2 separate regions of the Homo sapiens genome follow, and region 2 is linked to region 1. A link is a contact called in ENCODE Hi-C or POLR2A ChIA-PET data. All regions are on one chromosome and are shown on one strand. Each heading gives the region's core, a stretch centred on a gene start or an enhancer-like site at or near the end of the contact. The rest is flanking DNA. Distances are from core to core; before and after follow the strand shown.

The links. A loop is a pair of places that touch in the nucleus more often than their neighbours do. ChIA-PET counts read pairs that join two places held with the same protein, here RNA polymerase II (POLR2A). Pooled maps may share reads with other maps.
Region 2: a map of CD8-positive, alpha-beta T cell shows a loop between it and region 1 (3-fold over the local background). The contact joins the promoter of VEZF1 here to the promoter of DYNLL2 in region 1. A Hi-C loop is called at or near these places in 5 of 168 maps with a recorded cell type or tissue (CD4-positive, alpha-beta T cell, CD4-positive, alpha-beta memory T cell, CD8-positive, alpha-beta T cell and 2 more), 1 of 37 single-sample maps with no recorded cell type and 14 of 50 pooled maps. POLR2A ChIA-PET finds 5 or more read pairs at or near these places in 26 of 52 experiments (A549, A673, AG04450 and 21 more).

The regions. Positions count from the first base shown.
Region 1 is chr17:58,082,014-58,086,989 of GRCh38, forward strand. DYNLL2 (dynein light chain LC8-type 2) reads left to right here and starts at 1,406. Exons shown (of 3, transcript NM_080677.3): 1 at 1,406-1,670. DYNLL2-DT (DYNLL2 divergent transcript) reads right to left here and starts at 1,191. Exons shown (of 3, transcript NR_110809.1): 1 at 703-1,191; 2 at 1-603. RefSeq lists an enhancer at 1,135-1,429 and silencers at 1,146-1,495, 1,506-1,565, 1,606-2,025, 2,066-2,195.
Region 2 is chr17:57,985,112-57,989,742 of GRCh38, forward strand. It overlaps VEZF1 (vascular endothelial zinc finger 1), which reads right to left and starts at 3,143. Exons shown (of 6, transcript NM_007146.3): 1 at 2,968-3,143. The coding sequence starts at 3,000. LOC101929185 (a long non-coding RNA gene) reads left to right here and starts at 2,999. Exons shown (of 1, transcript XR_001752716.3): 1 at 2,999-4,631. It also overlaps a transcript of SRSF1 not described here. RefSeq lists silencers at 2,406-2,475, 2,556-3,035, 3,106-3,385 and enhancers at 3,536-3,585, 3,606-3,745.

The sequences.
Region 1 (4,976 bases), core at 156-2,655:
AGGTTGTTAGAGGACAGAACTGTGGAAAGCAGTAACCAGAGGGAATGATTTTTCCAGGTTTCCCCTGACACATAACGAACACTAACTTTTGATGCTTCAAACCAGAGCAGGCCAGGGCCAGGGCAAGTCTGACTTCCTGACCATGGTTTGGAGAGGCGAAGGGGAAAAGATGGGAGTGGGAGCTATCCCCGGCAGCTTCTTAATCCCTACTGTATGGCCAAAATGCTTGGTTCCCAATAAAGGCTCGTCAGCCCTTGAGGTAGACACTTCTGTATAAAACAGACCAGAAAGAAAACCGCAGGCCTGAGGATCTTTCCTGGGAGTGGGATGGAGTGAGGGCAGGCAGGCTCCCAACGCGCACGTTCACACCCACTCTCCCAGAAGTAGTCTCTTGAGCCTCCAGAGGGGCTGCTTCCTGGGTGCACCTCTTTTCAGCTAGAAGCAAGTCAAGCCTGACCTGCGGGATCTGGCAGGGCTCTCTGTACTTGGATTCTCTCCTTTATAAAGTGAGGGGTGTGGATGGGTGGTTTTTGAAGGCTCCTCACAGCTCTGACAGGCACCACCTCTGGGGGCTTCTATTCACTCTCCTCCAACCTTGTCTACCTGGACAGGCAGGGACAGACGACAAGAAATCGCTCACTCTCACCCCCATCCCAGGACCCCAAGGCCATAAATGTGCAAGGACAGCAGAGGCCTGCGTACCAAAGACACATCCCCATCAATTTTGCTTCGGCTCTGTCTCCATTGCTCCTGTAGACAAATACCGGCTGGGGGCCCAGCTGGGAGTTTAGGTCCTTCAGCCTCAAAGAACAAAGGAGGAAGAAGGGACCTTCCCGGAAGGTGAGGGGAGGGAGTCCTGGGGCTCCTATGCCTCTCCCTCTCCATAGGGCTGGCTGTCCCTCTCTTTCTCACAGATACGGGAGGAGGGAGTGTCCTGTCTTTTCCTCTGAGGCTGGTGACTTCATCTCCTCCCCTCTCTAAGGTTGGGGTCTCTACCTCAGCCCCATCTGTTCCCTGGGTCTGAAATCTCCATCCCCCTCTCCCTTTTTTCTCCTTGGGACTGGGGGTCTCCACACCCTTCCCTCTCCTCCTCTCTCAGGACCATGTCTCTTTATTCCTTTTCAGGCCTGGCCTCTCCAGCCCCGGGGGGAGGGGTCCGCATTCCTCTCCTTTCTTAAGGCCACGGCTCCCTCCCCCACCCGCTCCAGCTCCTCCTCCCCACCCCCTCCCTCCGCCCCGAGGCATTGTGGGAGGAAACAAGATGTGGGGCGAGAGCGGCGCGGGGAGAAGCCCGCAGTGCGGGGCCGGGCGGGCTCAGCCAATGGGGAGCGCGGACGGCGGCGCGCGCGGCGGGGGGGCGGGGGCGGGGCACTATTTCAGCGGGGGCCGCGCGTCGGCCGCGCTCAGCGGCAGAGCGGAGCGGAGCTGTGAGGCGCCAGTGCGGAGCGGGCGGGCGGGCGGGCGGCGTGAGGCGGAGCGCGGGCGGCCGGCGAAACTCCAAGGGCGGACCGCGGCAGGGAGCGATCGGCCTCGGGCTGCGGGAGCCGGAGACCGCGGCGGCGGCGGCTGCTGCAGCTGCAGGAGGAGCCCAGGGAACACCGCCCCTGCCTGTGCTCTGCCTCGGGCCATCGCTCCTCCCCAGGGCCCAGTGCGGACTCGCCTCCGTGAAGGTGAGCGGTGGGTGGGGGCGTCCCCCGGGTGGCGGGCCTGTGTCCGTCGCGTGCGACTCTACACGACCCGGCCCTCGCCGCGGTGGCCCTGCGGCCTCCTTAGCCGGCCCCAAGGCCTGGAACAGGGCTGGCCCCGCAGCCCTTGGCGTTGACGGTCCGGGCAGCGCAGCGCGCCCCCGCCGCCCCTCCCTCTCGGCGCAGCCCGGGCTGCGCCACCCTTTGCCCCGGCCACCCTCGTGGCGCTGCTGGAGGCCCGGGCTGCGGAGCTGCCGCTGCCCCCGCCCCCGGGAGTCTCTCTGCGCTGCGTGGAGGCCCCTGATGTCAGGGGCCGGGGAAGAGGGGGTGGAGAGGGCTCGGGCGTGACGCGGCTCCTCCTGCCGCCACCGCCACCCTCTGGGGCGTCCTTCCTGCAGCGAGGACGCCCAGTCACTCCGGCGCTGTTCCAGGCCGGGTGGGGGAGGGCGGCCGACCGGCCGGGGCCTGCGGACCTGGCCGGCGGCGCGGGCGGGAGGTCGGGGGGAAGGAGGATGCTTCCTCGTTCCCCAGGTGCTGCCCTTCGGGACCGCAGCGCTCTGGAGGATGGGATAGTGGAGGGATACGGCCCACTTGGAGAGCCCGAAGAGGGAAGTAGAAGTGTGTGTGTATTGGCGGGTGGGGATGGTGGTCCGTGTCATTCGGAGATTTAGCCTTTTTTTTTGGTTGCAAAACCAGGAATAGAGGATGGGAGCTGTCCTGGGGTGCCCTTTGTGCTTTTCACAGGAGCCTTGGCTCGTGACTGAGGCTGCTGGCCTGGGGCCCTCTGGCCATCTTCCTCCTATCTGGAGGCCCAGGTCCCTTGCTTTTTCCCAAGGAGGGAGGGGCTAGGCTGGACACCTTCCTGTGCTTTGCTTACCGGCACCTTGGACAGGGGTGGTAGGGGTTGGGCTTCACCTCTCTCAGATGCCTGGGGGGCCATTGTAGTCGTAAGACCAATATTATGTAACCGCAGGCTCTTTCCTGGAGAGTAAGGTGGCTTTTAATTACTGTAACAAAGTTGCTCCTTTGGACTTTGGGAATGAGGCAGTGGAGCAGGTGAGCTTGCAGGCAAAATGGTGCCAATTTCATACTTTCACTTTGCTGTCTAACCAGGCCCCACCCCCACCCCTGGGTTTGTAAACAGTGCCCCCTTCTGAGTGGTAACCTGGAATAGGCCACCAGGTGACACTAGTTTTTCTTCACTTATACAGAGCCTTATAATGTAAGAACCTTTCTCCCTGTGCTGCTGTTGTACCTTTGCTCAGACCCATTTGAGTTTACCCCATTTATCTCATTTCAACCATTAGTATTTAAAATGAAGATGTTGATTTGCCCAAGGTCACGTAACTAGTCATTCCTTGAACAGGGTTCTCCGAATCTTTCCTCAGCACCACATGGTGCTCACAGACTCCAGTTGAGGCTCTGACTTTTCCTCTCCAGAATGTGGGGGCAGAGGGTGCTGGTCTACTACCTCTTTGCTCTGCCAGTTTCTGCCGAAGTGGAACCAGCCCTGCTTAGTTTGGCAGTGCTATCTAGATGAAGGGGCCTTGGATGCGGTCAAGGGCTGCCTGGCTGGCAGCTGGCATGTGTGCATTCTCTGCATGTGGTGCAGGCTGAAATGGTGGTGGTGAGTTCTGTTTTCCCTTTCAGCCATCTAGCCCACAGGCTATTGTGAACTCCGAGATCAAGGTGGCCTGGAATGATACCAAGGATATGTCCTTGAGCAGGCAGCCTCCTGTGTAGCCTTCCATCAGATAGAGCTGGAATGACAGCATCTCTTGTCCATTGGGCTGGGCCACAGAGGGGTGCTTTTAGGGGTGGGATGATGGGGGAGATAGTTACTGCTCCATGTGTTGGGACTGTGGTCAAGGACAAAGGGCTCATCCCCTCTGTTCCTGCATAGTACCTCACATGTTGCCACCTGTCAGGCACGTCCTGAGATTCCGCTCGTCCCAAGAAGGGTCCATGCAGGGTCTGCCTGGAACCTGTGGTTGCTATGGCATGAATGGCATGGCCTTGATAGCAGGGATATGAAACAAGGCTATTAAAATCTTTACCTTTCTTAGGCACCTTTTTAAAATGCTTTATCTCCAGGTTTTTCCCAAGCCTCTGTTTTTTTAGGGGAAGGAAGGCTTCAGCATTCCTTTGAGGAAAATAAGATATTGTCTCCTAACATAATACCTTTCACATCACCTAATAGGTCAGTACTTTTTGAATGAATGAATAAGTTTGACATGAGGAAGCAACGCACCAAAGAGATGAGAAATCAGTGTTGAAGCTGGGTCCAAAATCTAGGGCTTTCAAAAATTATATTGGGCTTTAAAGAATGAACATTGTACTGAGGAGAGTGGGGAAGCAGAGGGGAGGATGGGACAGAGAGAGACATGTCCTGTGTGACCGACCAGCCAAGTCTGAGGTTGCCTTCCCACCCTCTCTACCTCTTACGGGCATCTCAGCCTGGAGTACTTGAGAGAAGGCATAATTATCATTATCTCTGCCCCACTGGACATTGGTGGCCTGGAATAGGGCCTGTATAGGGCAGGGGTTGGCAGCATTTTTCTGTGAAGGGCCAGATAGGAAATATTTTTGGCTTTGCAGGCCAAATAGTTTCTTGGAAGTACTCAACTCTGCTATCGTAGCATGTTCCTGCAACACTTTATTTTACAAAAACAGGTGGTAGGCTGGATCTGGCTGATGGACAGTCCCTTGTAGACTGTCCTTGTGTGCAGATGCTCTCATATAACTTCAGTTAATCTTTACAACAACTCGCGATAGAGAGCTATCCTCACCTGCTAAAATGAAAATAATCAAATGTAGGAAGGCCAAGTGACTTGTCTAAGACCACGAGAGATAAACTCAGGACCAGGAGTCAGGCCTACTGAGTCCTAGTCCAGCTTCTTTCTGCTATGATGCCAATGATGTAATGAATGGTCATTAAATCAGGGACTTAATTCTGTTCAAATGTTAGGACACCTGGTTTATTCTCAGGACAACCCTTAGTCCCCATTTTACAGATAATGACATAAAAACACAAGGATTAAGTAACTTGCCCAACGACACAGCTAGTAGATGTACACTGTAATATAATCTTGACTATTGGTGCTCTTCAGAATATCGGAAGTAAATTTTAGAGTTGGAAAATCTCATTTTACTTATGATAAAAACTGATGAGTTATTATGTCCTATTGGCCCTGTATTTCCCAGGGTGGGAACAATGTCTCTGCCAAAGCTTAGGGGCTCCCTCTCCTAATGCTTCACATCCGTGTTTTCTGTTGCCCTCACCTTCTATAC
Region 2 (4,631 bases), core at 1,893-4,392, 95 kb before region 1:
CTGAAGATATACAATTTCAAAGGCTAACAGATCAGATAATAGGGAATGCAGATCTTCTGGACAAAGTTCAGACTTATAGCATTTAGAGGCATTTTTCAACTCTAAACAACCATTAGTACGATGGAGTACTAAAAGCACTTACTGCCATTTTACCAATTCAGATGTCTGTGGCAACATAAAGTATTTTTACAGCATTGCTGAAGCTCACTCTCACAGGAGGGTCACACCAGGTCCCTGCTTCTTGGGTGAAATGCTGCAGAACCACTACAGGAATCACTCTCTGAGGATTCCTAGGATCCCCACACTTCTACAAGAAGCCTTCTAAGGGGGAACTGGGTTTTCCCAACTTCTTCTCTGGGGGAGAGACAGAGTAAAATAACAACCACGGCCAGCCTTCAGTTAAGTGATTTATTTTAAAAATATAACTTCTGGGTAGGCTTTTATTTGACTAGCATCATCAAACCAAAGTTTTAATTTTATATCCCATCTCTTTCAACTGCAAGGCTTTTTAACCCTGCCCAAGCTTTCCTTTTCCTGGGGCTGGCAAGAAACAAAACAGAAATGTTATTTCATCACCCAGGGTAGTAGGATATGGCACCATGAAATCTCCAGTGCCAGAGGGTAAAAGATTTTGTACTGAACAAATTAACATCGGTGAGTCACATCTTGAATGTCCTGTTAGAAGAATCATCCATCAAACATTTTAATAGCTATAGCTTTCACTTTCCACCAAGTTATCTGGAAAGCAAGCAGGTATTAAATTGTTTCAAAATATAAATTCAACAGGATGCTCCAGGAAACAAACAAGATAATTTAACTCCATATCCCCAGTGAAAATTACTTAAAACCAGAACTGATTAAGTCTATTCATACCTTTCCATAGAAAAGACTGAAATATTCTCTTTACCCATTCAACTGCTCTCGGCTCTAAATTTTAAGTTTTCCAACAAATTTCACTGCACACATTGCCAAGCCCAGGATTAAATATTTGTTTTCACACTTCTCCATCAGGTGGAAAAAAAGATTTTAATAGCTGAAAAAAATTAAATAATATAAAATCTAATTAAAAAGTTGATCAATAAACGCTTGGCATTTGTTTTACCCAGGAGAAAAATAATCTTTAAAAAAGTATTTCAAAAGATTTTTCAACCAGCTTTCCAAAGATGTGTTATGGGTTTTTCCTTTACATGAAGAACACTTTTTTTTTTCAATCTCTATAGACACCATGCTTAATATGGTTTTTAATCACACGAAAATCACTTCAGTGGCACATCAATCCCATATTTTAAAATAACCATTTGAGCTTTTTTCTGGGGAAAGTATTTGCCACCTTTACACCAACCTGGATGCATGCTAGTTATATATCATTTCTTTTCCAATGCATTTTCAAGTTGGTTTATCACATTATTAGCAAGCTCATCAAAGTACAATAAAACAACACTGATCAGAATGAGAAAAGGGGGAAGTTCATGAATTCCATAATGTTGGGTATTTTAGATTTTAAGAAGCCCAAATATATTTCCATAACTACTTAAAGATCAAATTGCCCACATTTGAAAAAATATGTCTTAAAACAACAGGCCAGTCTACACAGTAGGTAATTTCTGAGTTATCCAATTCTCTATATTAACTCCACTAGGATGAATCCAGTGGCTGGGAGAATAATTTTTTGAAAATTCTGCATCCGTTCCTGTTAGTTTCAAAAGGTATCAAGCGCCCCAGCTACGCGTTTGGGATTTCACGAAGTATTCAAAGGAAAATAACTCAGAGAGGCGGGAAGAACGCACTTAAAAGTGACGAGCTTCCTAACCTCCTCCAGTTCCGAAGTTTCCCCGTGAGCTCATCGCTACTGCCCACTGAATGCTTCGTTTTGCAAACAGAAACGAAGTAGGAAAAAAATAAGTTCCAGCCTAGATCTGCCAAACAGGGGTCCCCCATCTAAAGTGGGCGGGCAAGAGAATTGCCAAAACACATCGGCTACAGTCACTTTCAAGTTTCTTGCAAAAAAGCGAAGACCAACATCCCAGAGAGTGACTCATCTGGGGGCTTTGTAAGCGGACTTTGTTTGCTCTCTCCACTTGGTTGGAGGAAACGTTCGAGGTGGGCGAGAAAGAAAAGCGCTTCGGGAGAAGGTCGGGCCTCCAGGAGTCCCGGCCCCCACCGCTCCCCGCCTGCCCCGGGCCGGCCCGGCTGGGGGATTCCCCAGGCTGAATGGGACGGCGGGAGAGCTGGACAGAGGGAGAAGGTGTCAGCTGCCAAGGCTCGGCTGAGACTTGGGAAAAAAAAATGTAAATCCAGTGAAAAAGTTTGGGGAGGGGATACACACTCACAACATCCGCCCCCCCAACTGGGTAAACACGAGAGGGGTGGTGGCGGTGAGGGGGAGTGGCGGGGAACCTGGGGATACCCGCTATTCGCGGGGACACGGGAGGGGGTCAGAAAGTCAACACACGCACGCACACACACAAAAAGACGAGGAAGGTGAAAAGAGAACAAGCGAAAGATGGATGAAGTGGCGGGGAGGAGACTCAGGGCAGGACCTGGGGACCTCCTCACCCCACCGTGGGGGACCGGGCCGGCACGCAATGGCCCAGCAGCCCGCGCTATCCAGCGGCCCGGCGCCCTCCTTTCTCTGGGCCGCGGGGTGGTGACAGCGACCGGCCTCCTCCCTTCCCCTTCAGAGCGAGAGGGAAGGGTGTGTGTGAGTGTGTGTGTGTGCGTGTGTGTGCTGGGGGGCCCCCGGGTTCACCCCGCGGCCTGCTATCTCCCCCGCACCCCGTGAGGCCGCCTCCTTTCACCTCAGCAGCCCCGCTTCGCCGGGGCGGGCGGGCGGAAAAACAAAGGGGGATTAAGGCCGGGCCGGAGAGCGGAGCCGGGAGGGAGGGGAGGAGGAGCGCCCGCCCGCCCGCCAGCCCGGGGCCCGGCCCCCCTGTCCCCCCCGTGCCCCCCCGGGGGGGCCCCCAGTACCTGGAACAGGAACGCGGTCCAGTTGGCCTCCATGGCTGCGGCGGCCGACCCCCCTCCTCCCCACTCCCCCCGCTCGGGGAGCCTCCTCAGCCGGAGGAGGCGACAACAAAGCGGCGGCGGCGGCGGCGGCAACGGCAGCGGCGGCTCCTCAACATGGCAGCGCCGAGCGCGGCCACTTCCGGTAACCTCCGGGACGCACCACCGCGGCGGCGAGCGCGGGCGGGGGGGGAGCCCCGGCCCGGCCGCCGCCGCCCCCAGTCGCCCGGACCCCCTCTGGGCGTCCCCGCTGCCGGCTCGCCGCCTCGGAGCTCAGCCAGTGCCCGCTGGCGGTGGGGTCAGGGCCCCCGCGGGGGGGCTGGGGTGGGGCCCGGGGCGGGGATGGGGCGCGGCGTCCCCCCCCGCGGGGGTGTGTGGTGCTGCGGTCCGTGGCTCAGGCAGCTGGAGCAGGGGGAGCTCAGGAGAGAAGATGGAGGACGCCAGGGTCTGGCGCTGGCCCGCTGGGCACAGCTGGGCCGTCTCCCGTGACTCAGACACGGTGTCCAGCACCGTCGCGTCCCTGTTAGACCCTCAGCGGAGGGCACAGGCCACGGCGGACACTCGGCTCTTCAGTCGCTCATGCACAGCATGGTCCCCACCTCCAAACTGGGGGAAGCCCTTTCGACTTCGAGCCTCTCTTCCTTTTGGCATTTCCTCCCCGGCCGGCTAAGCCCTCTGCGCTCTCGCTATGATATGCATCTCATGGCGAGATGGCCTTCCAACTCAAGCAGGGAATCCCACTGGGGTGCAGCCTCAGATCCTCTCAGTGTGGAGGGAAACACTTCCCACGCGTAGAGATGTCATTACTGGGTTATTCTTGGGTGAAGGGCTGAGCCTCCCCATCCTCCCCTTCACTCCAAGATAGGATGTGAAATTCTATCCCAACACCCCTCCTCTCCCGCCAAAAATAAAAACAAGTGAGATAGTATAGACAAATTATTTTAGTCCTTTAGTACAGTCTGTTTCCTCCTTCACCCCCAGAACAAAAATCGAACTTCTGGTTGGACAGCGTCAGATGTCACTGAGGTGACCCCAGCCTGTTTGCAGTTCCAAGTCTTCCGTGTAGGCGTCACTGCTACTGGAACTTTGTAGATGAGGAGCCTGTATGATGATGTCCTGAACATTTCTATCCTTTCCTCACACAGAGGGAAGCTACTGGGAATATCAGAGACAAGCTATTATTAAACAAGTGTCTCTAGTCCAAGACATCTCCTGTGGCAGGGAAATGAGGGGGCAGGCTGTATCAGTGATATTTTTATAAACTCTGGTTTTAGAAAAAATTCTTCAGATGGACGCATTATTTTAAGACTTTAACATTTTCCAAAACCAACTGAATCTTATCCCCTCCATTTATCCCCCTCCAGACACTTCTAATCAAGGTCACCATCTCCAACTTCCCCCATAGACAATAAAAATATGGCTGGAGAATTCTACTGTAATAGAAAACCAAGGAGATATAGTAATTTGACAGTGTGTTTCCTTTCCATCCACTAGACAAGAATACCCCCTCCCATTCTTTCCTCCCCTCAGTCACCAGAATGAAGGGGCTGGAAAACGTTGGTCTGGTTCCTTTTAGAGCTGATTCCCCATTGGATACTGCCTGGAGGCCTTGGGGATGAATGAGAAGT